2 separate regions of the Mus musculus genome follow, and region 2 is linked to region 1. A link is a loop called in an ENCODE intact Hi-C map of the cell type or tissue named here. Cell type or tissue: heart. All regions are shown on one strand. Links, peaks and the distances in the headings refer to the core of each region. The heading gives the core; the rest is flanking DNA.

What was found. A loop is a pair of places that touch in the nucleus more often than their neighbours do. Peaks named below come from ENCODE experiments on the same cell type or tissue, not always from the same donor. Only the 100,000 strongest peaks of a DNase experiment are listed, where the experiment ranks them.
Region 2: a loop joins it to region 1, with 2.9 times the contacts of the local background. A loop is called at or near these places in 3 of 42 quality-filtered maps.

Annotation. Positions count from the first base shown.
Region 1 is chr6:54,698,488-54,709,674 of GRCm38, forward strand. It overlaps Mturn (maturin, neural progenitor differentiation regulator homolog (Xenopus)), which reads left to right. Exons shown (of 3, transcript NM_001289740.1): 3 at 493-5,368. The coding sequence ends at 603. Among named protein-coding and RNA genes, the nearest start is that of Mturn, 22 kb to the left of the region's middle. In heart, for the core only: a CTCF peak has its summit at 6,953 (motif pointing right); a DNase peak (open chromatin) is centred at 7,084; H3K4me3 peaks cover 689 bases; H3K27ac peaks cover 642 bases; H3K27me3 peaks cover 4,092 bases.
Region 2 is chr6:54,968,289-54,979,475 of GRCm38, forward strand. It overlaps Nod1 (nucleotide-binding oligomerization domain containing 1), which reads right to left and starts at 4,324. Exons shown (of 12, transcript NM_172729.3): 1 at 3,981-4,324. Gm24230 (a small nucleolar RNA gene) reads left to right here and starts at 6,363; the gene lies at 6,363-6,491. In heart, for the core only: CTCF peaks have their summits at 4,780 and 6,395 (motif pointing right); DNase peaks (open chromatin) are centred at 3,603, 4,233, 4,783, 7,523 and 2 weaker places; H3K4me3 peaks cover 1,616 bases; H3K27ac peaks cover 870 bases; H3K27me3 peaks cover 1,091 bases.

The DNA.
Region 1 (11,187 bases), core at 2,092-10,091:
GACTATTTTTACATTTTATACTCATCTTATATCATTAAGTAATTTTAAGATTCAGTTTTAAGTCTACGTATGATGTTATCTTACTAACATGCCATAAAATTTAACCCTTTGCTACTCATCATATGTCTATGTGCCACTTATCATAAATAACTGCAAGTGTTGCGGGGTGGGTGGGGGAGGAATTTAGCAGAGGATTGATTTGGGGACATAGGCAATGCTTGTGGTGTGACTCACCAACACCGTGGGAGAGGCATGCACATCTACCACATGTGTGGTTTGCGGGGGCGTGCCTCCCCAAGGTCGCCAGTGGAATCAACAGACCATGAAGACTCAGTGTGTTCCCTGTTAAATTTGTAACTGCCCAGGTGGGGGAGGTGAGTCCAGGGTTGCACTCGCAGTGCTAAGCAGGTGAATTTGGGTGTGTGACGCCTTTGGGCTTCTGCCTGCAATGCTTACAGCTGCTGCTTTTCTTGTCCAATTTCTTCTCTCCAGTTGCTGGGGCTTCCAGACGCAGATGACGACGCGTTTGAAGAGTACAGTGCGGATGTGGAGGAGGAGGAGCCAGAGGCGGACCACCCGCAAATGGGGGTCAGTCAGCAGTAAACTCCTAGGTCACCTTGCAGAAGGGGAGTAAGCCCTGTGCACCCCATGGGGTCCGGTCCTCCGGACAGAGTTCGGTGCTCCTGGGGTAGCCCTTTTGCATTAGCACTTCAAAACAGGACATCCCGCTCCTGGCATCAGAATGAAAATGAAATACCCTTTAAATGACCACACAATATCTGTGACGAGGTTTGCTCGGCAGTGACCGGAATTGCCGCCCCACCTTGGTGGGGTCTCTATGGAGATGTCTTGGTAGCTTTTGCCCCTTTGAAGTTAGAGTCCGTCCGTGTTGTGGCTGCCTGTTCCCTCTCGAGTTTATGTTGGAGGATTAATGTTTCCTGACTGGAATGTAGAGAACTCTGAATGTATTAAGGATGTGTTCTGAGTCCTCACAGGTGACCTTGCTGAGGAAAAGCATGACGGAGGAGAAACGCAGCCTGCACTGTTTGTGTACCTTTTAAGTGTCCGTAAGTGAAAGGCTTCGCTTAGAAAGCATGAGTTTTCATATCTAGTCATGCGCATGCGCATGAGCAAGCGCAGAGGGTGAGGGCGGCTGAGGCTCCTTCAGGGAGTTCACCACTGTCTGCGTTGGTTCCCCGGGCGCGCAGCCGCCAGCCACTGGTCAGTGTAGATGCTTCCTGGGTGTTTGATAGTTTTTTTAAAGCATGCTGCTTCCAAAGCCGCTTTTAAATTCTAATAGTGGAAAGTGTAGATGGGGTGAAAGATGTAAACGATTGGTTTCTTGACACTGTCTATAAGCCTGCATATGAAACAGTAACCTTTTCTCTTTATGACGAGACGGCAGCTTACTTAATCGTGAGAACAGCCCGGATCTGAGCAAGTGCCCCTTAAGCTTTGAAGCCATAGGTAAATCTAACAGGAAAAGAAACTAGGATAGAAATATTAATAAAATGAAATCATTTGCTTTCCTAATCTTTTATTCTTTAGAGAATGTCAAGAGGGGCTCCCAGTGAGTTAATTTATTTAAAATTATAATTAATTACTCTAGGGGACCTACTTGCAGTGAAATTTTTAAAGGGACCTGAAAGTAAGAATCTTAATTACGAGATCGCTTGGGTTGCAAGAGGGTGAGTTAATGATCAGGACACACAGACAACTCCCAGGCGTGACTGCTCTCATCATTAGCCAGTAAGTACTTAGCAAGATATTCTCTGATGCCACTGTGAGACCCTTCCACGCGTGTCTCAGGTTCTCATAACTTAGGGTGCAAGTGTCCCTTGACAGTGCTTGACTGCTCTGTGCATCGAGTGTGGGCGTGTTTCAAACGCACACCCACACCACTTATGTTGCTGGTATTTTAAATTTAAAAAAGAAGGAGATGATGAAGAAGAAGGAGATGTCCACGACCACTTGCGCTGACAGGAGCTTGTGTGGATGGCCAGCGTGTATGGGCATTCTCTGTTTAATGCAGGGGCAGTTCGAAGAGTCCCATGCTCCTTGGTGTATTGTAGATTTCAGCTGCTGGGTGATGTCACACACTGGTTTCCATCTGTGCTTTTGTACCTGTGTGTTTTATTGTCTGGAAGAAACTTACTAATACCAAGCCAAGTGAGTTCTCTTGAAGTAGCCCATTAGCAATGTCACACTGAGTGCTCCTTCCAGGGTGCAAGGTCCAGCCTTTGAGTCCTGCCCATCGCCCCACTTTGTGAGCATACAGCAGGGAGAGTGAGCTCTCTGTCTTGTAGGTACTGTCCAGGGCAGGTAACCTTCTTTTACATATGGTTGGTCACACAAATATATGGCTTTTATGGCTAAATGAGGATGCCTGAGCAGTTTGCTCCATTCTGAGGTAACCTGCAATTTTATACACAGAGGCTTCAAATCTAAATTTACATGTGTTTGAACATTAATATAAGATGAATTTTTATCAAAAATGTATTTAAACTTTGACCAGATATACTCGGTGTTATCACATTAATGTTCTCTATTTGTACAAGTTGAGCTAAGACCCCCTCCTAGTGGTGCAGCGGGCTGCTAAAAACTCTCCTCTTCTGCCCAGGGGTGAGGAAGAGAGAATATCCCTGGATGTGGTTGATTTCCACGGCAAACCCCAGAGGCATCCACACATCCATCGTCCTTGCCAGCCTCCTTCCCTCTGCTGTTGTGTGTGTCCCTTCCAGGGTGGGCCTGTGCGCACACCCGAGCCTACCCGTTCCACAGTGAGACAGATGTGACCCCTCCCAGCCTGCGGAGGCAGGCATTCTAGTGGCAGCCATAGCATGGGGGAAGGGTCTTTGGGAGTTAGGAGAGACACTTGCCTTTGACTGCAGGACTCTGATAAGTCATGTGACTTCTCTATGAAACAGGGCGATTTACTCTTCTAGCTTTGAACACTATCCTAATGCAGCTGCGTAGGAAAGGAAGTGTGTGTTCAGAAGAGCAACAGCCCAGGACACGGAGGGACATGGGAAAGAGATACTTTGTAATTTTGCCAAAGATGGTGTCTTTAAGATGCTGGCCATGCAGCTACTTTAGAATATGGTGGCCAGCAGATATCCAGATCCCTGGAGCCTGGGGTGGGCTCTATCCCAGGCAACTGATGAGATTCTGTCACTTTGAGAGGTGGGTAAGCAGAGGTCCCAGAAGATGGCTTGTCTCGGTTGAATGTCAGTGTCAGGCAGAGCCGCTCCTCGCCCCACTATGCTGAAGGGTTTGGAAGTGGTATGCAGGGAACCCAAGAGGGGAGACTAGTGTGAAGACTAGCTGGAGGGGAATGGCAGTGAACACTTTGCTTGTCCTATCACTCAGGAAAGTGACAGTGAAGGCTTGGTAGGTAGCAGACAGAGACAGTGAGAGCAAACATACAGGGAAGGACTGATGGCATGCTGACCGATGTGACCAGCTGAAATCTGAACTAGCCACTGACAGCACTCAAGAGGCGGATCCTATCACTGAGTGATCCACGGAGACATTTTCCTCCTATCTGTCAGGTTACTTTCCTCTGCCTGGTGATGGCACTGAGCCAAGCAGTCTTCAGACATCGAAGAACAGAGCCAGGGCGCAGCGTGAGGCCCAGTGCAGTGCCTAGCATCACTAGGGTTCAGTCAGACCGAAGGGTCCACTTGGGACTCCTGGGCTCTCTGCAGCACAGGGTACATTCTGTGTTTCCATGACCAGAGCACAAACTGTCTGCTACGTGAGGAAATTGTCCTTCATGCTAATGCCTGAACTAGGTTTTCAGTGCGCTTAAGTCAGACTGGGTCTGGGGCTACCACCCCTGCTCAGTATAGGCAGAACTGTTCTGTAGCACAATGCATGTCTCTGAATATTGTTTCGGTTTCTTCTCCGAGCACAAAACGTATGTTCAGGGTGTCGTGATCCCAGACTGGAACTTTTAGTTGTTGCATGTTAAAACTCACCAGTTGGGAAACAGTTGAATCAAATCTGGTTTTTTTTTCCAGTGAGAGGAACGTAGGGATGGGCAAGACTTAATGTGTGTTGGGAGCAGGTGGACAGGTGCAGTGAAGAGTTAGGTCTCCATCCATCCGAGTTGTAAACAAAGCACATAGCCCACCCACACTTACCTTCTGGGACACAGGACGACTTGTGTCCTTGGCTGTCTCTAGAGAATTGGTTGCTTAGAGGATGCTGGTAATGGCTCTGTGACTTTCATGATGCCCCCTGCCAAGCCAGAGGCACAGCAAGTGTCCTGCACACCTGGTGGAATTCCTCCCCTTAAAAATAAAATCAGCCGCTTGCCAGGGGAGCTCGCCTTCAAGAGTACTGGCTCAAGGGGCTGTGACAACAGAGTGTGGGCCATACCTGCTCTCTCCTCCACTGGTGCTCTGGTGTCAGTGAAACTCAGGTGGGGGCTCTTGTCTCTGGAACAAACCTTGAGGGAGATGCCATGCATGGCTTCTTGCATCCTCTCCAGAGATGCATAAAATGTATTTACATTAGAAACACTCCTCCTTCATACAAACCAAGTCACTTTGGTTTGATGGTAGCTAGCGAGATGTGAGAAGCTGAGGTCTTTTAGGTTTCGTACAGAGTAGGTTTTGTACAGAGTAGCTGTAAAACTTGCTGGGACGCTGGCAGCCTGTGGTCCACGGCCATGACCTGGAGCATTTCCTGTTAGAAACCCCATTCACCACACTGCAGGCTGAGAGGTTCCGAGCAGTCAAAGGTGTGTCCCAAGCTACATAGGAATTCACGTCCAGTTTGATTAGGACTGTGTTCAAGTCGTCTGGTATTGGGGGAAAGCTGACAGTGTGCGCTTCATAAACAACCTTTCCCTGGGCTTTCCTTTTTGTATCTCAAGGTTCTACCTTAACCAGAACCTTTTGAACTGGCAGAGACCAACGCTCTATACACATGCCAGCTGTCTAAAAGGCACTAAAATAAATATTCAGTGCTGGGCAAATCCGAACCCAGCTTTCAGACCAGTGCTTATTTGTGTACAAGTGAGATTTCTCCAGAGAAGCAAATCAGAAGGAACAAAAGCAAGGGACTTTGTTGTTTGTTTCTGTTTTTTATTTTTATTTTTAGACAGTGAGTTTTTCCTGTGTGATGTGTGTGCTTTCTTTGAGTCTGTATTTCCTTTCAGAGAGCTCTCTTGTAAATGACAAACTGTGAAATGGGTTGCCAAAAACTGTGTCCTTTGTTAGATGCTTCAGAGGGAACTGTGTAAATTCTCTCTGCACCTTGTCCCATCTGCTTCCTCCTCCCTCCCATGAGAGCAAGGACCACATCCAAGGATGTAATTACCATACGCTTGCTATTAAAGAGCCTTCCAGCCCTGGTGCTATTTGTCGTCTTTACTCTTTTCACAGATTCGGGTTACAGAACACTGTGTGTGATTTATAAAGGAAAAGCCAGGGCACTGGGGCGGGAGGGAGCCGTTACATCAAAGGTGGGATTGAAGATTGGTAATTCACGCGTTTGGGAACTAAATGCTCTCTGGCTAGTGTTTAGCAATTTGTCACCTCCCTTTAAACTAGTACTGGTTTCATATGGGAGAGTTTCTTTCTGCAAACCTAGTGAGGAATGCTTTGTGCCACAATTAACAATCTCTATCCTGCACTCGGCACCTTGCTCTCAGCTGCCTTGATTCACTAGACAAAGGCATGTCAGAAGGAGCCCTGAAAGCTGACAGCCAAGTCTCATTCTTTATTTAAAGATCCAGTCTCTCGCTTCCAGTGAGGGGGTCTCTAAACTCGAAAACGGCTTAGCAGCCCCAGCTTGAGGCTGTGGTGTTTAATGTCATTGGAGGTCCTTGGTCTTGACCGAAGATTCCAAGTCCAGAGGAAAGCTGTGTGTGCACATTCTAAGGTCCTCTGGTCAAAAACTGGCTCCAGAAGGGCCATGGAGACAGATTTTTATCATGAGAAAATTCCTGTTTCTATGACTTGATCACACAGGCTCGGCCTTACTCATCTCTCCTCTCTCCGCCCTTAATCTCTGAAATCATCTGGCAGGAGGAAGGTTCTGGCCTAGACAGGTCCCTCCTTGACAGTCTGTATGGCGCTACTCACCACCGCCCCCTCCCCCAGCTTCCCACCATCCTTTTGATTTCTCATGGGTAAGAGTAAGCGTGGGGACCTCATTTCTGATTTCCCTTGGGGGAGGAGCATCAGTAGAACACCTGCACAGCCCTGCTGTAGAGGAGGGAGTGCCACAAGGTCCCATAAAGCAGTGATGGTGACCCGCCGGCCATGCTTTCCCAGGATCCCCTTTCCAGGGAAGATCCACAGCTGTGTATTAGCTCAAACGCTTGGAGGTGTCCTCCTGCCTTGCCGAATACCCCTTCTCTTTATAGTAAATCACAGGATTCAAACTGCAGCAAAGATGGTAGGACGGGGTTCCTAGCGTAATAAACACTCTTGTTTCCATTGTGAAGTCAGCCAGGTGTGGTGGGTACCTCAATATCCTCAGGGCTTGCTGAGCACACATGGGTGGATTCACAACATGAGGGAAAAACAACCCACACCCCAGTATTTGGAGACTCCAAGGCTGGGTATCTAGCCCAGAGTCCTGCTGAGTTAGTCGACCAAGTATTCCTTTGTTTGTCAGGATTAGCCGTCTGGTAGCTTGGAAGCAGGGTTGAAATGCTCCTGGAACCAGCTGATACTTTTCCTTTTGATACCCTAAGAGGCACAAAGCCCCTCCGAGTCTCTAAAGCACCTTGCCCCTTTTTTGGAATGGAAAACAGTGCCGTTTTAAAAATAAAAAATAAAAATAAAAATAAAAATAAAATGGGCAAGCTATGATTAGCAGCCAAAGAAGAAGTGTGAAAAGAACCTAGCATTTTGTTTTCTAGGGAAACAGCCCCAAAGTGGATGTAGATGCCAAAGTGATGTGGGTCCTCCGGGATGTCTTTTAATTGGAAGCCTCTAGAGGTCAGCACAGTATAAACAAAGGACTTCCTAAAGCAGAGGCCACACACCCTCCTAACTGGTACAGCCCCAGGGAGCAACCAGCCAGGGTGGGGCAGAAAGGCAGTTGGCACCCAGAGCACAAGAGACGAAAATGTGATTCTTCAGTGCAGCCTGCTAATCTCTGACTCCAGTTATTTTCTGCCCTGTCTTTCTGATCTATCTCTGCGCTCCCTCGACCGTGTATCAAACGGTCTGCCGATTGACAGCTGAAACAACAGCTGGCTTACATCTTGTACTGGGCAGACTCAGCTCAGGACACTTTCTGCTGCTGGTCAGCCTGTGGGATTTGCTACTGTGCCTACACTGCCGCTGTCCATGGGCTTGGAGGAGAACCTAAGACAGGTTGTGTAGAGCCTGCGGGCGAGACAGATGAGGAAGGATCAGATGGGCGTGGCTGACTAAACTGCTGGACACCAGGACTCCAAGCATAAGGTGCAGAGCTTCAGGCAGGGATGCCTCAGGTTTCACAGGACATGTCTCCAGTCCTAAAAGGAAGTGGGCGTCTGGAGTCCCCCGGAAGCTTCCACAGGAATGTTTTCTCCCCTTTTCTGTTGTCTGGTCTGTTTAGGTTTTCCTTGTTCCTGCCTCCCAAGGAAACATAACCTACACCACAGTCAAACGTCATTGAATATGGCTCTTTGGCAGGGACTGGAATACACCCAGGACACAAACATGGAGAAAGGATAGTGACAGAAACATGAAAATATTCCCCAGACTCCCCAGTAAAACATTTTAACACTTTGTAGCTTAGTAACTTGACTTGACTGATTAGATTTCAAGACAATGGCTTTTTGATCCTAATGAGTGTAGACTGCATGGTGTAGTTCCTAGTTCCAGAATAGCCTGGTGACTTTCCAGTCCTTGTTCTCATGAATTAAACAGTGCTAAGTGAGTAGACTCTAGCTGTATGCGCCTATTACACACTAAACCATTTTTGTTTCTGTTTAAAAAAAAAAATACAGGGTCTCACATAGCTCAGCCTGGCTTTCAGCTAGCCTTGTAGCCAAAGGCCTTGGACACTTAAGTCTCCACAGCTTGCCCAATGCTGGGATTGTTACATCCTAAGTTTCTTTTAATTTCGTTCCTTTTCTCAATAGTTTTTGGGTAGGGATGTGTGTGTGTGTGTGTGTGTCTGTCTGTCTGTCTGTCTGTCTGTCTACTGTCTTTTTCAAGATGACGAAACAGAGGCATCGAGCAATTAAGCAATTTTCACAACATCACACAGATCTAAGTGCATAAGGACTGACTTTCAGATCCAGGCCACCTGGCCCTGAGGCTCTGAAGCTCTGAAGCTCTGCCCACTACTCCACTCTCCCCAGTAAGGTGGGTTCTGCCTTCATTCTAAGCATGACTGGATGAGGGGGTGGGAATGGGACAGTGTCCTTTTCATCAGCTCTGCAGGGCCTGAGCACCGGATGGAATGTTGACAATGTTTCATCCTTGCCCTGCCCTTGACCAGAGATTAGGTCTGCTGCTGGACAACATGAAAATAAAGTTTCCAATCTTCAGGCCCTGGCACAGACTAGCAAGCAGCTAGAAGAAAGGGCTTTGAAGAGAATGCTTAGGCCTGGTCAAGGCTAAGGAAACAGCCTGCTTGCCTTCCCTCTGTCCTCCTCATGGCCCTTCACTGGGACATGCAGGTGCTTATTGCCTTTCTTCCTGATGGAGAGCCTTCCCTCCAACTCCCCTGAACATTTGTGCAGCAGAGATCCAACCCCTCAGCCAAAGTACAGAAGCAGGGAGACAAGGCTGCCCTCCAACCTGGGTCAGGTTCCGTGGAGTTCAACACTCACTTGTCAGCCTTCACAGTGTGCCCAGACTTAGCCAGGTGTAGTCCAGCAAGACCTGGCACCTTGCTTCCCCAGTGACAGGAATGCACATTTGTCATTTTAAGCCTTGTGCATCGGCAGTGGGAAGGACCCCATTTCAAACCACATTCTTTTCACCTTTGAGCTGGCTGCATGCAAGGTTCATTTCTACAGATGCCCAGAAAGATGGTTGGGGCTCTGCTTATCTTTCTAATAGGGCCTGGGGATTCCTGGTAAATGACGATGGAGAATGTGCCAAGCCCCCAGCAATGCTTGTCTGGCTCCTGAAACGGTGGCACAGAGAGAGTGGAACTGAGAAGGTGTGCCTAATAAAGCGCCATGGTGACAGGAACATTCTAAGCACCATAAAGCGGGCCAGGTTTTCTGAGCGAACTGTACCACAAAGTTGCAAAGAAAGGTTTCTTTTCTGAGTCTGACTCTTAATTCCCACAGAAATTTGGTCTTTTACATCTTGGCTTCCTCTACTCAGAAAGGTTAAGGAGACACTTGACAGGGATTATAACAGATCCTAAAAACAGAAGCATGTGCTAGGAATGGTTTACAGGACATGCCTTTAAAACCTGACTGCTTAGGAGGCTGAGGCAGGAGGATCACAGTCCAGGCCACACTGGGCTCTGTAATAAGTAATGAGTTCAGAACCAACTTGGACAACTTAGTGAAACCCTAAGTCAAAGAAACTATATAGATGTAGATGTAGATATAGATGATATAGATATAGTTCATCCCCAGCTGGTTGATTATTATTTAAGAGATTGTGAAAGCATGAAGACCTGGCCTCTGCCTGTACAGATCTCAGCATTGTGGTTACTTACTGCACTCAGAATACACATAGGAGACACTCCCAGCTGAGCATGATCTGGGAAATCTTCAGAGTGAGAAAATTTGCTCAGTTAACAGTGGCCCTGATATTCAAAGAAGGGAAGCTCTTCAAGTAAAGATAGCTCCGGTGGGCATCCTGTCTCCACACCAGCACAAACCATAGGAAAGATGAGTTCAAAAGTGACAACCCCCCCCCCCCCCATGCATACAACTGGTTGTCTCCAAGATTTTAGGACACAGAGAAGCCACTTCTAGCTCTTCCCCATCCCTTCCTAGACACCCCATCCCAGTAGCCTTCCTCTTTAACTTCGGTGCAAGTACACATGTGTGAATATCAGAAGGGCAACTTTCAGGAATCTGTTTTCCTTCCACCTTCCTAACACAAGGTCTCTTATTCCTGCTACACGGCATACTCCAGGCTAGCTGGCCCCCACACTTCTAGGTGATTCTCCTGTGACTTAGGGTTTTTACTGCTGTGAAGAGGCACCATGACTTTTAATTGGGGCTGTCTTATAGTTCAGAGATTCAGTCCATTATCGTCGTGGCAGGAATCATGGTGGCATGCAGGCAGACATGGTGCTGGAGAAGGAGCTGAGGGTTTTGTATCTCAATAGGCAGGCAGCATGAAGACACAGTATACCACAGAGTCTGGGTTTAGTTTCTGAGACCTCAAAACCCACCCCCTAGTGACTCACTTCCTCCAACAAATCTACATCTACACAAACAAGGCCACTCCTGCTAATAGTGCCACTCCCTATAGACAAGTGGGGGCCATTTTCATTCAAACCACTAGATCCAGTCTCTAGCTCCCATCTCAGTGTGGGAGCGCTGAGTTTACAGTGCAAGCCATTGCATTTTTGTGGGGTTTGTGACCACTCTCTGGTTATCAGGCTTGCGCAGAGAACATGTCTACCAGCCAATCCATCTCATTGCAAGTGCATTTCTATATATTATATGGGTATTTTTGGCCATCCTAGAAGCATGTTTTCTCTTTGGTAAGTGGCATTGGAGGTTGAGTCCTCAGAGCAGCCCTCACAATACAGTTTCCCCAAAATAAAACTGGAAGACTATCCACTCTAGCACATACACAAGAGAAATACAACAAGCACAAAAGACAAAGTACCACAGCTCTAAATGTCTTGACTATGGATTTCAAATATACTGAAATAGCTAAAATGGAAGGTGATAATCTCAAAACTTTAGAAGAAAAATCAGTGACTCCATGAGATTACAAACGAGCATATGAATTATATCCAGGACACAAAGGGAGCAAACTCAATGAGAAAGTCAGTAAAATGGGTGAAAAAGCAACGTGAAAGAAAATCCAAGCAAGAAGTAGAGATTTAAGAAAACAAAGCAAATGCAAATTCGAAAATGAGAAACTCAGTGAACTAAACAAAAAGTAGAGTGAAGAGTTTTACCAATAGACTCAACAAAAAAGGAAAAATAATTATCAAGGTTGATGCACATAGTCAATGAAACACATCATCTGAGAACTCGGGAACACTCTCAGGAGACCAGCCCTAGAACCCATGGACTAG
Region 2 (11,187 bases), core at 1,783-9,782, 270 kb after region 1:
TAGCTCATCACTGGCTCAAAACAACCTGTTTGGAAAGGCCGCCCTATTTTATGAACGGAGATACCACCTTTAGTTAAGAAAGAAAGTGCAATGGTGTGACACCCCCCACCCCCTCACTGAGTGCAAAGCCTAAGGTTTCCTCCACATCCATCTGCTTTCTGCTTTACAGAGATCAGGAGCCAGCACTTGAAGCCTCAGAAAGCAAGCCTAACGGCATGTTTTTAAAATCTCCATTGTGCCAGGCATGGTGATGCCTGCTTTCAGTCCCAGCACTCTGGCAGCAGAGCCAAGAGGATCAACCTGAGTTGGAGGCCAGCCTGGTCTACATATCAAGTACCAGGCCAGTCGAGGCTACTAGTGAGACCCTGTCTCAAAAAGATAATAACAATAAAATTAAATTTAAAACTGCATTGTTAAATGGAGCCAGGAATCTCCTTTCTGGGGGAATCTGTTGTCCTGTAGTATACAGAGACTATCTGTCCCCAAGGGAAAGCCTAGCTTCTTATCTAGTTCCAGAAAGTTTGCTCTGTGGGTCCTGGAAAAAAATGAAGATTGTATTAAGATGAAGCACAGCACAGAGGTTCTTTTTTTGTTTGTTTGTTTGTTTGTTTGTTTGTTTCGAGACAGGGTTTCTCTGTATAGCTCTGGCTGTCCTGGAACTCACTTTGTAGACCAGGCTGGCCTCGAACTCAGAAATCCACCTGCCTCTGCTGCCCAAGTGCTGGGATTAAAGGCATGCGCCACCACGCCCGGCCAGCACAGAGGTTCTTGGTCTTTGCATTTTTAATCTTCTGGGAATTGGAATAACACACATAAAATTTCACCTTCTCACAGCTTTCCTAACACCAAAGACATTTCTTCAGTAATGTGTGACTGTCTTAGCTCATGGCACATGGCTGTGAAAGCATCCACACTGAGCCATCAACTACCACAATTACCTCTTCCAACCCTAACCTATGTGGTGGTGACAATACAGCAGAACAGCAAGGGACATCTCCATTCTAAAATACGTAGCAACAGAAAGAAATATGTGTTGATATGTCTACTATATCTATATATCCATATAGAGATGTATAAGGATATATATCTCTATAGAAAGAGTGATCTCTACATATAAACAGCTAGACATAGACATACAGCATAAACATATAGGTATAGACACAGATATATTCCAGCTGCTCAGAAGGTTAAAGTGCTACAACCCAAAACCTCTGTAACTTAGTGAGATTCTGACTCAAGATTTTAAAAGTAAGAAGAGGGCAGGGTTATAGCGCAGTGGTCGAGCTCTTGCCTAGCATTTATAAAATCTTAGGTTCAGTCTCTCCAACACAGTCTCTATCACGCAGCAATGATGTACCAAGACCTGGTGCTAATCAGGTGCTCACTGGATTATTCCCTGGGCATTTGTCTTCAATCATGTATCACTCCTTTAAAATATAGCTTTCTGTTGTTTTAGAGGGAAACCACTTGGCACCAAAACAAATTCTAAAGCGAGTTTCCTGAGTAGTCTGTTGGTTTTAAGAAAGGATGGTACTTCATTCCCTTGTTGGCTATAAAGAAGTGGATCTCTTTTAGGGACTCTTCCATCAAAGGCCAGGATAGGGCCCCATCAGTTTGCAGCCCGTTCCATTGGTTGGCAGTAAGGCAAACAGGGAGGGTGGTGGCAAGCCTGCTGTGGCTGACTCTGCAGAGGACTCTCTGCCCAGTTTGGTGCCTGCCAAATCCAGATGAAATTCAAGTTTAAGTAAGCATCCAGACCAGGGAGTCTCGTGCTGGCCATTATTTTAGCCCTGGCTGAAATCCATTAGTTAATTGAAAAGACACCACTTCTCTTACTACAGGGTCAAGTTTAGATGAAACAACTGCTCTCTGAGCCTCCATAGGTACAGTCACAACATGTAGGTGGCTAAGAGCACACTGCTACAGGGCACGCAACTAGCTTTCCACAGAACAGCAAAGACAACAAGACTGGAAATTTATGAAATGCCTATAGCTCATTGTGGTAACAATTCAGAACGAGTACATACATGGTTTCCTAACTTCATCTTGTCTAAAACCTTCCAAAGGAAAGGGGTAGAAGAAACTGTTATTCAAATCCTAGGAATCAAATGCCTTCCATTTCATCAGTGAACCCTTCCTTTGGATAAAAGACAGAGCCTTGGTATTTTTGTTGAAGCAAATATCAGTGACCACACAGACTCTTATAGACACTTGACCTCGTGCCTCTGTGGCTTTACAGTTTATATTTTGAATGTCTTATCTAAACAATACTATCACCTATGCTCTGGTAGTGACAGTCCCAACAGAATGAGGCAGCTGGGTAGCAGTTTCAGCTGGGAGGCAGGCATCAGTACAGGCAGGACTTGGAATTCTCTTCTACTGATTCCTGACTGTCTTTGATGAACGAGTCCCTGGCCAGGAGTCAAGAGGAGAACAAGAACGCTGGGTACGATATCTCAGGCTATTGCCAGCAAGAGAGCCATGTGTGCAGCATAAATTGTGAGTCCTGCTGACAGCCCACCTTTCTTAAGAATATATTTGGAGCCGGGAGTGGTGGCGCACGCCTTTAATCCCAGCACTCGGGAGGCAGAGGCAGGCGGATTTCTGAGTTCAAGGCCAGCCTGGTCTACAGAGTGAGTTCCAGGACAGCCAGGGCTATACAGAGAAACCCTGTCTCGAATAACCAAAAAAAAAAAAAAAAAAAAAAAAAAGAATATATTTGGTATAGAAGAGCAGGAGAGTGGGGCTTTAAGGGAGACAGTTTCTGGACACACTCCATCATAGTGGCTATACCAAATAGATAATTGTCTTCTAGTAACAGAGCCCCTGCCAGGGACCATAAGGTGTGGGGTGGATGTTACCTTAATCTGTATTAAGCCTCACTTTGTCTAGACTTTACCAGTAAGAAAAGAGAGGCTCGAAGGGATCATTTTGAACTTGCAGCCAATCACATCACTCAAGTGACAGAATCAAAGATTGGAACCAGGTTTACTGGGTGTATGTTCAATAAAAACAAAACTCTTGTGACCTTTGCAAGGGTCCTCCCTCTCCCACCTCTCTGCCTTGGGTTTTTAGTCTGCCTCTCTCCTGGCCAGCATACCTGTCTGTTTTCCAGTGGCTCCTGGATCACAACTACCACACAGATCTCTGCTCCCAGGTACAACAGAGGAACCTCTCCTCTCCAACAGATGTCCTGGAAGTTACCCATACACTCCAGGTATCCTTAACATCTAAAGCAGGAAGGCTGCTTTTAGGAAGGCAATCAGACTCCATTCTATACCTTTGGCTTCACCCTTAAAGGATGGAGGGCACTTGTCAAGGGTTCTCTGGCCTCCCGAGGCAATTTCGAACACCAATAACTTAGGCAAATAACAAAGGTGCTTTGCAGTCTGTCCACTTTTATGCTTTTTACAGTCTATGAAAACACTGCACACTCGAGGACTTTTTTTCAGTTTGATATTCGGGCAACTCTGCCAAGCAAGCATTGTCTTGCTTCCTTCTTTTGTATCCCATGAAACTCAAGGGAAGTTCTCCTTTGGCTCCAGGACCATAGGAGGTTCCTGGAAGCAGCCAGCCTGTCTGCAGCACGCGCTCAGGAAGGTCCAGGTCAGCAGGCACTTTCTTTTGAAGGCTGCCTGCCCATTGGTCTCAGACTCCTAACCCTACGTGCACATTGGAATCACCAAGGGAGCTCTGAAGCAATAGTTTAGACATTCCGACAGAATTAATTTGTCGAATAGTCTGGGTGTCTGGATTTGCTACACTTTAAGTTGCAGGCAGGCGGGCTGAAAACGCAGGCCTTAGATCACACTGGGATCTTGATTCCGCTGATCTCTGAACTAGGGCTGCATCTGACACTCTGGGTGAGGGGTGGGAGGCGGGGGTCTCTCCCCTGGAGTTTCAGCCAGAGCTCTTCCACAGCAGCCTTACATTTCCTCAGCTGGTTACAGAGCCTGCGGGCGCCAACCCCCATGACTTACCAAGTTGGCAGGACTTTGGCTCAGTTGGCCCTGGAGTACGGTGACTCTCAGCAAGGGGATCCGGGGACTAGGGTCGCGGATCGGGCGGGACAACAGCTGGGAGGGAGGGCGCTACCGCTCGCGGTCCGGGATCAGGAGCTGGCTGTGTCTACGGCCGGCCGCGCCTGGGCTCGGGTGGGCTCCGGGGAGGGAACAGGGCGGAGCGGGCGGAGGAGGCGGGGACCATCCGTAGCGCTGCCCCCCTGTCTCGTTTCCCGGGAAGGAGCCGCCGCACACTGCATCGGACGAGCGGCCACTGCGCAGTGGGAGTGGGCAGGCCTCGCAGTTCGCCCAGGGGTGACACCCTGGGAACTCGTCGTGCCAGCTCTGCCACGGCCGCGGAGAGCCAAGGCCCGCCCCCTGAGAGTGCCACCCAGCGCCTGTAACCACAACCAATGCCGGGACCCGGGCAGAAAGGCTGTTAAACTAAGCAAACTAAGATCAAAATAAGATTCAGTTTGATCTACTTTCAGAGACGGAGACTTTCTCCTCCTCTGTCGTTAAGTCTTCTCTTGACCACGAATATTCTAGAGCCTTTTCCTTTACTGTAAGGAATTACGTAAAGGAATTAACATGTTAATAAACCGTCCGAATAAATATTTTTAAACGTTTTTGACAGTTAAACAAAAGTGCTTTGAGATTTTTGGCCACATGTAGTCATGGTTATGAAAACTCGCATGAAGTTGACCCTCTGAGAAAAGCAAAACCGAAACTGCAAGAACTGTGTTCTTGCATGCGTGAAGGCCTCCCTCCTCCTGCAGTGTGCTGCAGTGCTGCAGCTAAGTGACTGAAAGGAAAACTTTGATTCTAAGAGCCTGATGTGCTAAGACGGAGCCAGAACAACCGTACTGTGCACCTGCAGGGCACTGTTCATTCTTAGCCTTCTGCTTTTTGCTTAGACTATTATTTACATTTTTGGGGACAGCTGTTCCTTACTTGTTATTTTGGACTTTTTATTTTGGGATATTTGTAAATTAATAAATAACTGGAGGAAATAATGCAGATTCATGTACCTGTAACTCAATTTGCCCCAGTCTTGAAGAGCTACAACACAAAAAAAGCTATGGTAAGCAGAAAACAGACTACTAATAGAGTCAAGATACAGAACAGGTCCACCCCAAGCAACCTTGTTCACCGTCCCACCCTGTGCTCAGCCTCTGGCAACCACAAACTTGTTCGCATTGCTAGAAATGTATCAAGACTTTTAAAATAGATGGAATCAGGCTGCACTTTGGAATAACATTTTAAAATTCTGTATTACATTTGTGTGTGTTTGGGTGTATGAGTACATACATATTATGATGCACATGTGGGGATCATAGAACAATGGCAGGGCTTGGTTTTCTCTTTCCACCATGTGGCTTTGGGGCATAATTGAATTCCGACTTGGTAGCAGGCACCTTTACCCACTGAACAGTCCTACTGGCTCTAGTATTTTGCTATTTTGTTTTCATTTAGTATAATCCTAAGAGGATTCACCGAGACCATTGCTTGTATCAATAGTGATTCCCCTTTAATTATTTTCCTTGGGCAGTATTCCGAAGCACATGTTCCTGTAGCTTTTTGAAATACTGCTTACCTTTTTGGGCTATTTTCAGCCTTTGGCATCAATTTCTCAAATGCCTATTCATCTATCTTCTGAAATAGCTAAACCATTTAGCATTTCCACCGTTGACCAGCTAAGTGACTGCTTCATAGCATATCACCAGCTTCTGGTGCTGTCCCATTCCATCTTGGCCATTTGGATAGTTGTATTGCCCTCGTGAGACACTGCTGTGGTTTTAGCTTGCTGATGACGTGGACTTTTCACGTTTGTCTACATGCCACCTGTATCTTCTCTTGAGGAAAAAATGTCTGTGTGTCTCTTGTTCATTCACCTAAATGTTGTGTGTTGAGAGTGTGGCTTGTAAATATTTTCTCCAATTATTTGCCTTTTCTTTCTTCTTCTTTCCCTGCTTCTCTTTTTCTCCCTCTCCCTCTCCCTCTCCCTCTCCCTCTCCCTCTCCCTCTCTCTCTCCCTCTCCCTCTCCCTCTCCCTCTCCCTCTCCCTCTCTCTCTGACAGGCTTTCAGCTGTCCTAAAACTCACTATATTGCCAAAGATGACCTTAAGCATCTCCTTCCAAGAGCTGGGATTGAAAACCTATGCCAGCATGGGCAGACACCATGAACCAAACTCAGGGCATGCCAGGCAAGGACGGTTAGCAACCAAGCTATATGCCTGAGCCCCCTGCCTGCCCTTTCATTTTATGAAGTCCAGCTTACTCATTTTACTTCGATGGGTCATACATTTGGAGTTGAGTTTGAACTCTGCCAATTCCTAGATTTTAAAAATTGGCAGCTACCCTGCCCCTAGAGGCACTGCTGGTGTGGCTGCTGTGTCACATGGGAGTCAGTAGGTGGCAGAGAAGAGAGAGGCTATGTCTATGCTCAGTGTTCTGATCTGTGAACTGAAGGATTACTAGCCTAACACGTGAGCCTGAGATGACCACCAGTCTAGTGTTGCAAAGGCCCAGATGGGTCCTAGGGTGAGGAGTGAGCCAAAGACTGGACGAACTCTGCGTGGGACCCTGGAACTGTGGGCACCAGATAAACAACCCTCCTATGGAGACATGTGGTCCGGCCTGGGCAAAGAGCAAGTCCAAGATGGCCACCAGTCGGGCACCAAGCAGGCCTGGAGGGGAGAGGGGCAGACCATGCCTGAGACAACCCATGCCTAGTATCATAATGCACAGGCAGGACATAGCACTCCTGAGACCACTGCTGAGATGACCCCAGACACACAGAGACCCTGGACACCACCAAGAAGAGCACGTAAGTGGTGGAGAAACGGAAGAGAAAGAGAAGCAGAAGGATGTGTGCACAATGAAGAGAGGCAGAACTGGAGACTGGAGGGTAGTGAGGAACAACCTGATGTGAGTAGCTAGGACCTGGGACCTGGGACCTGGGACCTGGGACCTGGGACCTGGGACCTGGGACCATGGTGAGGTCCTGGCTGGTGATGCCACTGGAGGCCATGTCTGGATCCATGGCTCTGCAGCAGCAGAGGGTATGTTACCACCAAAGGCCCCACCCCTTGCTTGAGCATAATGGGAGAGTTGGTGGGGGTGGGGGTGAGATTAGGAGAGCTGACCCCTCCCCTAGCCAGCACTTAGAAGAGCTTCGACATTGCCCCCACCGTCACAACTCGTCACATTGCCCAAGAAGCACAGTAGAGCCAACCCTGGATTAGGGAATTATGGGTGGGTGAGTGGGCCCAGAGGGTGTGAATGTGAGAGAGCTGGTTGGTAATTTGTCTGCCACATGGTGACAAGGACCAGGGAGAGATGCCTTCCCCCACTCTCACCCCTTGCCACCTATGTCAAGCAGGGGTGCTGGCCCCTGGGTTATGAGAGTGGGAGAATTGGCCTCATCCCTCCCCTGCTACAGCCCTTGGGAAAGTGGGCCCTGCACCCTGCCTTGGCAGCACAAGAGAGCTGGCCCTGATGGTGTGAGTGTGGTTGAGCCAGCCAAGAGGGCATGAGAGCAGGAGAGCTGGCTCAGCCCCTTGCTTGTGACAGCATTGGGTGGCCCATCCAAGGCGAGGCAGAGGAGCTCACTCCAGTGGTGTGGGTGCAGAACTGGAGGGCTGACCAGCTCATCTACCTCTCAGGCCCAGATCCAGAGCTTTGAATTGGCACACCCCAAAATCTATCCCATTGAAGAACTGCGGAATCCATAAAGGGGCTGGTCCTACAGATCCAAAACTACACGATCTCCATGACACAGGGCAAGGTATCCAAGAGGAATCTCAGTGAGGTTCCAGTATTGATGGTGTAGAAGAAGCCAGAGGCCTCAAAGCAGACCAAGGACTCATGAGTCCATTTGAAAGCAAAGAAGTGTGGACAAAAGGGTTTACTGTGACACACTGTGACACACTAAAGCTTCCAGAGTGAGATTTTTTTTTCCTCTCTTGGGGGAAAGTTGCAACGGTGGAGGGCAGGTATTAGGAGAGAGGGAGATGAGTGGGTTTGGGGTCCATGGATGTGAAATTCACAAAGAAACAATAAAAAGTTTAAAAATTGGCAGTTACATCTTTTTTTCTAGTAATTTTACAGGTTTGGGATTCTATTGTTTGTTTGCTTTCCTGAACAGGGTCTTGTTATATAGCCCAGATTGGCCTCATACTTGTGGTCCTCCCCAAGTTCTATGCCACCGTGGCTGGTTAGGTTATAGCCGACATTTACTCTTAGAATCTAAAATCCTCCCTCTTCTTATACAGTGTGCCATTTATGATTCAGGATTGTTTGCTACAAAGGTTCTCCCATTAAGTTACTTTGGCCAGAAGTCAGTTTGGTGTATTCTTGTGGGTCCTTCCCTGGGTTCTCTGATCTCCCCCATCGCTCTGTGTACTCACCCTGCTCCATCACTCTGTGTACTCATCCTGCTTCATCATTCTGTGTACTCATCCTGCTCCATCGCTCTATGTACTCACCCTGCTCCATCACTCTGTGTCCTCATCCTGCTTCATCATTCTGTGTACTCATCCTGCTCCATCGCTCTGTGTACTCATCCTGCTCCATCGCTCTGTGTACTCACCCTGCTCCATCGCTCTGTGTACTCATCCTGCTCCATCGCTCTGTGTACTCACCCTGCTCCATCACTCTGTGTACTCATCCTGCTTCATCATTCTGTGTACTCATCCTGCTCCATCGCTCTGTGTCCTCATCCTGCTCCATCGCTCTGTGTACTCATCCTGCTCCATCGCTCTGTGTACTCACTCTGCTCCATCGCTCTGTGTACTCACTCTGCTCCATCGCTCTGTGTACTCACTCTGCTCCATCGCTCTGTGTACTCATCCTGCTTCATCATTCTGTGTACTCATCCTGCTCCATCACTCTGTGTACTCATCCTGCTTCATCATTCTGTGTACTCAACCTGCTCCATTGCTCTGTGTACTCACCCTGCTCCATCGATCTGTGTACTCATCCTGCTCCATCGCTCTGTGTACTCATCCTGCTTCATCATTCTGTGTACTCATCCTGCTCCATCGCTCTGTGTACTCACCCTGCTCCATCGCTCTGTGTACTCACTCTGCTCCATCGCTCTGTGTACTCACCCTGCTCCATCGATCTGTGTACTCATCCTGCTTCATCATTCTGTGTACTCATCCTGCTCCATAGCTCTATGTACTCACCCTGCTCCATCACTCTGTGTCCTCATCCTGCTTCATCATTCTGTGTACTCATCCTGCTCCATCGCTCTGTGTACTCATCCTGCTCCATCGCTCTGTGTACTCACTCTGCTCCATCGCTCTGTGTACTCATCCTGCTCCATCGCTCTGTGTACTCACTCTGCTCCATCGCTCTGTGTACTCATCCTGCTCCATCGCTCTGTGTACTCATCCTGCTCCATCGCTCTGTGTACTCACTCTGCTCCATCGCTCTGTGTACTCATCCTGCTCCATCGCTCTGTGTACTCACTCTGCTCCATCGCTCTGTGTACTCATCCTGCTCCATCGCTCTGTGTACTCATCCTGCTCCATCGCTCTGTGTACTCACTCTGCTCCATCGCTCTGTGTACTCACCCTGCTCCATCGATCTGTGTACTCATCCTGCTCCATCGCTCTGTGTACTCATCCTGCTCCATAGCTCTATGTACTCACCCTGCTCCATCACTCTGTGTCCTCATCCTGCTTCATCATTCTGTGTACTCATCCTGCTCCATCGCTCTGTGTACTCATCCTGCTCCATCGCTCTGTGTACTCACCCTGCTCCATCGCTCTGTGTACTCACTCTGCTCCATCGCTCTGTGTACTCATCCTGCTCCATCGCTCTGTGTACTCACTCTGCTCCATCGCTCTGTGTACTCATCCTGCTCCATCGCTCTGTGTACTCATCCTGCTCCATCGCTCTGTGTACTCACTCTGCTCCATCGCTCTGTGTACTCATCCTGCTCCATCGCTCTGTGTACTCACTCTGCTCCATCGCTCTGTGTACTCATCCTGCTTCATCATTCTGTGTACTCATCCTGCTCCATCGCTCTGTGTACTCACCCTGCTCCATCGCTCTGTGTACTCACCCTGCTCCATCGCTCTGTGTACTCACTCTGCTCCATCGCTCTGTGTACTCATCCTGCTTCATCATTCTGTGTACTCATCCTGCTCCATCGCTCTATGTACTCACCCTGCTCCATCGCTCTGTGTACTCACCCTGCTCCATCGCTCTGTGTACTCACTCTGCTCCATCGCTCTGTGTACTCATCCTGCTTCATCATTCTGTGTACTCATCCTGCTCCATAGCTCTATGTACTCACCCTGCTCCATCGCTCTGTGTACTCACCCTGCTCCATAGCTCTATGTACTCACCCTGCTCCATCGCTCTGTGTCCTCATCCTGCTTCATCATTCTGTGTACTCATCCTGCTCCATTGCTCTGTGCACTCATCCTGCTCCATCGCTCTATGTATTCAGTCCTTCACCAGCAACTACATCGAGTGCCCATTTTATTGCCATTTTTAAAAATCCCCTTACCTATTTCACTTTGTCAGTTTTAGAAAAATGAATCATGTTACAATTTTGACAGCAGATTTGTTGAGTCTGTTCTGGGTCAGGGGAGAGCAGACAATTTTACCATGGATCATCCCCATGAACATTATCTTTGGATCTTTCAACACTTGACTGTTACCATTTGTCTTCCATCCTTTTATGCCCACCTTGATTTCTTTGTTCAGTACACACACTGTTCATACTACTGTGTTTTCACTACATATGCTGTTCATAGCTTTCCAAGAGTTACACTTAAGCATTTCCATGGTTATCCATTTCTTTTTTGGCTATTATTTTGAGATAGAATTTCATTGTGTGGTCCACAGTGGCCTTGAATGCACAATCTTTCCCCTCCCACCTCCCAAGTGCAATAAATATAGGCACATACCATTATGCATAGCTAGTATTTTCTTTCCTTTTTTTTTTAACCAATTGTGTACATGAATTACAGAATTACAATGTTCCAGCCCAAGTGGGAAATTGTTGTGTTACTTAAGTTAAATATATAGAATTACTATATGAGCCATTATCCTGCTCCTAGGTATAAATCCAAAATAATTGAAAAGTAGGACTCAAAAATATGTGTGCATAAATGTTCGTGGAAGAAGTATCTGTCGTAGTTGGAAACGAGAACCGTCCAAGTGC